2 separate regions of the Homo sapiens genome follow, and region 2 is linked to region 1. Evidence: chromatin loops called from intact Hi-C (ENCODE). Cell type or tissue: HCT116. All regions are shown on one strand. Links, peaks and the distances in the headings refer to the core of each region. The heading gives the core; the rest is flanking DNA.

The links. Peaks named below come from ENCODE experiments on the same cell type or tissue, not always from the same donor. Only the 100,000 strongest peaks of a DNase experiment are listed, where the experiment ranks them.
Region 2: it touches region 1 in a loop (3-fold over the local background); 1 of 110 quality-filtered maps calls a loop at or near these places.

Annotation. Positions count from the first base shown.
Region 1 is chr6:93,761,127-93,764,063 of GRCh38, forward strand. All of the region lies in intron 7 of TSG1 (tumor suppressor TSG1), which reads left to right. Among named protein-coding and RNA genes, the nearest start is that of TSG1, 56 kb to the left of the region's middle. In HCT116, for the core only: no CTCF peak of the experiment used is centred there; no DNase peak of the experiment used is centred there.
Region 2 is chr6:93,877,855-93,880,791 of GRCh38, forward strand. No RefSeq gene overlaps it. Among named protein-coding and RNA genes, the nearest start is that of TSG1, 170 kb to the left of the region's middle. In HCT116, for the core only: no CTCF peak of the experiment used is centred there; a DNase peak (open chromatin) is centred at 1,632.

The sequences.
Region 1 (2,937 bases), core at 307-2,806:
GATGTTTCAGGACCTCCAACTGATACCAAATTTCTCAATGCTCAAGTCCCTCAATTGGCACTGTGGTACCTCAGATATGAAAAGTCAGCCCTGCATGTCTGTGGGTTTTGCTTTCTGTGAATACTGTATTTTTGATCCATGGTTGTTTGAATCCACAAATGTAGAACTCGCACATATGAATGGCTGACTATAGAGAGAGTTTGATACCATTCACAGTTTTGGGCATCCACTGGAAGTCTTAGAACTTAACTCTCGTGGGTAAGGGGAGACTACTATATTATTGGAAAAGGTAACAGAAAGGATAAAATTTCTTACCTTATCATGGATTAGAAGACAGTATGACATTATTTATTATTAAATATGGCTAATTTTTCCTTAGTCCTACTTATGCTTTCCTTTTAAAAAGTTTACATTTATGAATCTTAAAGAAATAATAATAAATCATATAACATTTAACATCCAATTAGAAGTAAGAAAAGAGCTGTTCCAGAAAATGGAAACAAGATTTCAGATAAATACCAATTTGTCATATTTTGTGTTAAAGTGATAACATGTATGTGTGTAATTAGTATACAGCATTTACTATAATTGTTATTTGCTGTTATAATTATTATTATTGTTTGGCGTGGCTATGTCTTAGTTTACTTTCTAAAGTATTGCCTATAGTAGGTACAGTCCCTACATGCTATTTGGTATTTACTGTATTATAGTTTAATATATGGTTAACTTTAATAAATGCTTGCTTGAATGCAATGTATATTCACTAATCATACAGGTGAAAGAGTTATATATACATGCCAATATGTGGGGACTAAACTTGTTATTTGTTTTGTTTAAATCATTTATATTCTGATTTTTGTTCTGCTTGATGAATTAGTTTCTGAAAGAGTGGTATTATAATCTCCCATACTAATTTAAGATATGTCCAGTTTTCTCACAATACAGACAAATTTTGAATGATATGTTTTGAGGCTCTCTTTGAAGCTCATACTTGTTCTGAATTATAGTATCTTGTCAAATTGTTCCTTTAATCATGTGTACAGTATTGACTTTATCTATAATAATGGTCCTGTCTTAAATTCAAAACTGTCTGCTTAATATCATTATGTTAACTCCTCTCTTGAGTATTTGCCTACATCATTTTATATCCTTTCATATAAAATCTTTCCCTGTCATTTTGTTTTATGTGTAATTCTAGTGTACATCATATTACAGATTTCTATTTTTTAGTTCATTTTGAGAGTTTTTGTCAACTGATGACATTGGCTTGTGTCTACTTATTGTTATTACTGATGTATTTGGATTTATTTCTGCTGTCATATTTTGTAGATAATAAATATGCATTGTTTTTGTTTCCTTTCTTACTTTTTAAAAATTAATAAACATTATTTTTCAGAAAGTTTTAGGTTCACAGTAAAATTGAGCAAATTACAGAGAATTTCCATGTACCCTCCCTCGGTCCCCAGTTTGTGGATTGTCTTCTCTTTCTCTTGACATTGTCTTTAGCAGAATGGAAGTTTTCTATCTGAATGAAGTCTTATTTACCAATTATTTCTTTCATGGATTGTATTTTTGGTATTGTAGCTAAAAAAATCATCACCAAACCCAAGATCATCTAGATTTTCTACTGTGTTATCTTCCTACAGTTTTATTTTGTATTGTATTTTTTTTAGTTTTGTGGGTTGCATTTAGTTCTATAATGCATTTTCAGTTAATGTTTGTGAATGGTGTAAAAGTTTGTTTCTAAGTCCATGTTTTTTTAATGTAAATGTCTGGTTGACCAGGTCTTGTCTTTGGCCCTTTGTCAAAGACCAGTTGACTAGAATCACATGGTCTATTACCGGGCTCTCTATTTTGTTCCACTGATTTATTCATCTATATTTTCAACAACACTGTCTTGATTACTATAGCTTTATACTAGATCTTGAAGTGCAGTAGTGTTAGTCCTCTGACTTTGCTCTTTTTCTTCACTATTGATTTGGCTAATCCGGACCTTTTACCTTTCATAGAAACTTCAGAATAAGTTTGTCCACAAAATAACTTGCTGGGATTTTGATTGGTATTGCAATAAATCTATTACTCAAGTTGGAAAGAACTAACATCTTGACAATATTGAGTCTTCCTGTACATGAACATGGAATATCTCACCACTTACTTAGGTCTTCTTTGATATTGTTAATTAGAGTTTTGTCATTTTCCTCATGTAAACATTTAATATATTTTATCAGATTTATACGTAAGTGTTTTATTTGGAGGATTGATGTAAATAGTATTTTTTTAATTTCAAATACTGCCAGCTCACTGCTTGTATACAAGAAAGTTGTTGACTTTTGTGTATTACTGTCTTTGATATTTTTCACCTCTTTATCACTCTGTGTTTCACCTTGGTAAATTTTCCAGGTTTTTAAAGGTTTACCATTTTCATCCTGAATTGTTCCTTAAATGGTGTTTATCCCATCTAATGAGTTTCTCAGGAAACATGAAAATATTGCTCTTTTACAAATGGTCTTATACTTTCTAAATGTCTTTTTTATAGAGATTTTATTAAAACTATTTTATTAACTATTTTAAGCATATTTATTTATTTTATATTGTTTTTTATTTTTTTGTACTGCATTGAGTTCTTGGGGCTGAGTTTGCCATATTTGTTGAGTCTGTTGATTCAGGGGCCAAGTAGATTGTTCTCTTTTACATTTTGTAAATTTTGTCATTATATTTTAACTTAACTTTATTTCTTAGTATATGTGTGTGTTGGTATCCCTATAGTATTGGTTGTGGAAATTATCTCCTGAGTGCCTTTTCTATGCTTCTGCCAAATATCCCAGATTTATCACTAGAGGGTACAAATTTTTATCATTAATTTTTTATTGGAGTTATGCAGACCTCATGGATAATTCTGAACCTAAATCTATTCAAGATAAAGTTTTTGGATTTTGA
Region 2 (2,937 bases), core at 283-2,782, 120 kb after region 1:
TGTTAGACAATTAAGTCACTTGCTAGTATTGACTATTATAAAATTTTCTGTTCTGTGTAATCATATTTATATACTGTTGTGTGTGTAAGCACACAATTCTTTTGGATATATTTCTAGGTGTGCACTTGCTGGATCATACAGTAAGAGTATGTTTAGCTTTAGTAGACAATGCCAACAATGCTTTCCAAAAGATTATATCAACTTATACTCCCACCAGCAATGTATGAGATTTTCCATTACTCTGCATCTTCTTCAATTCTTAAAAGGTAGTTACTTTTTAATTTTAATTATTGTGGTGGATGTATAAGAACATCTCATTTGTATTTTAATTGGCATTTCTCTGATAGTTAATAATATTGAGCAATTTTCGTATCTTTATCGAACATGTAGACACCCTAGATTGTGAAATGCTTGTTCAAGCATTTTGTTCATACTCTACTGAATTCTTTGTAGTTTTTACTTATTATTATTATTTTCTAAGAGATGGGGTCTGTTCTGTTGCTCAGGCTAGACTTAAGTGATGTAATCCCAGCTCACTGCAGCCTTGAACTCCTGGGCTTAAGTTGTCCTTCCACCTCAACCTCCTGACTAGCTGAGACTACAGGTGCAAAACACCATATATGGCTAATTTAAAAAAAAAAATGTTTTTAAATGTTGGGGTCCAGGCTGGTCTTGAACTCCTGGATTCAAGTGATCCTCCCTTCTCAGTCTCTCATGTAATAGGGATTACAGGCATGACATTGTGCACGGCTCTTTGTCTTTTATTAATGGTAGGAGACCTTTTCAATATATTTTGGATTTGAGCTCTTTCTCTGTTACACAACTCCTTCTACTATGTGGCTTGTGTTTTTACTTTTTCTAGGAATGGCTTTTAATGAATACAAAGTTCTTAATATGAGATTGTGTGCACATATATATTTACATATACATATATTTCTTTATGGTAACTGCAACTGGTACACATGCTTTTATGTTTAGGAGTAGTTTATAGCTTTCCACTGACTATTCTTTATTTTGTCATATCAGTTGAACCTGAGTAAATGTAAAAATGGGTATATACTATTGCACATGTAGTCAAGAGAGCTAAGTTACATATGCCTGATATAAAATGTATTCTTTGTAATAGTTGGACAATAATAGTTGAATATGGGGCAAGATATCTTATGAAAATAATTCATTATTGACTGTTTTAGTTCTTATTGGAAATGTTCAATGCTTTAGTCATGTTATTGTACTAAAGAATGAGAGTTAGTTGAGGTCTAACACGATAGGGCTTTATCTGTAGCCACACCATCTGGAAACATCTAGTGTAACTCTGTGATTTTGCTTTACTCATAGGACTATTAGAGCTGTGGGGAGGAACTATAATACAAGACAGAGTTTCTAAAAGTGTGAAAGACCAAGTAATACATTTGCTTTTGCCTTTGGTATTGGCATATCCAACACATCTATGCTGTTCTTGGGTATGATAGCTTAAAAATATTATTTGAACCCATTCATATTTAGGAAGGGTGTCAGAAATTGAGAAGCAGGCATACCCATCTACTCTAAAAATGATCCTAAAGTAAATTGCTTGAATAAATTAGATTGAAAAGATTCTTGGTGGGGGACTTTTTAAAGTTGTCCTCAATATGTCCATATTCAAGTGAAGGTAAGAGAAGCCCAGACAAAAAAAGTTGTGAGATGACAGGACAACTATGGATTAAGCATCAATTCTTTTAAAAAGGGCTGACTTAAAAATAAATCTTGGCTCAATTAGAGGAACTTAGCTGACCTTGATGGGCAAAGAAAGGAATCACAACATGTGAAATTCTTTGGATAAAGAATGTATTGACTTAAAAAAATGAGAGTAGCTTTTATATAGCATTGGTAATTCCATTTAAAGAAAACTCTATTGTTATATATTCAAACTTCTGGACTAGTGAAATTAAACAGTATCCTTAGATTGCACAGTAGGTTGTTTAAAATAGAAACTATTCTGGCAATTATTTATCTGTGAAAATTAAAATTTTCTATCTGTTCTACAAAAGGCAGGCTAACCAAATGACAGATAGAAAGAAAATAACTCAGAAACTAATTAAAGTGTATCCTCAGATTTAAGGTAGATTACTCTTTATTAAAAATTACAGTTTAAAACATTGGTATCCCAAATATTCAATTATAAAATTTTGGGCCCATGAAAACATTCTCATGGATAAACTTTGTAGTAAATACACAGCATAAACTTGAAATTTAAATAAACATATACCAATAAAAACATCTATTTTATATAATTCATGGATATAATTTATATTTAACATTTTATTTAAGCACTTTAATACACAGTATCACTGTAAACAAAATATGAATACCTCTGTACCCAGCAAAAGAGCAAACCAAATGAAAGATGTACTAGTTCATAAGGAACATCTACCCTTTATCAAAGTTGATGCTAAGAACATAACTATTCTCTCAAAGACATAAATTTTATCATTTCCTGTATTATCTTTTGAAATGGGACTTATCTTCTGTACTGTGAAATATGAAGGAATCCCAAGATTAGCTTTAGGTTGTCTTTGGATCCCTGGAATTTTCTCAAAAATTTTCTATCTGCATCTGAGGGTGGTGGATGGATCAAGTCTATAACTACATTTTTTTAAATGTTACAACAAAATGTATTAACACATGTATAGTGTTATGGTTAGTTCTCAGTACAAATTACCTATTATTAACGAGATATTTATATGCTGAATTGTGTTAATACATGCTTTCACACAAATATTTTTCCATTACACATGAGTTTTCCAACCAATAGATGAATATATATTTGAATTACAATTTTATTTTTTTTAAATTATACTTTAAGTTCTAGGGTACATGTGCACAAAGTGCAGGTTGGTTACATATGTATACATGTGCCATGTTGGTATGCTGCACCCATTAACTCGTCATTTACAT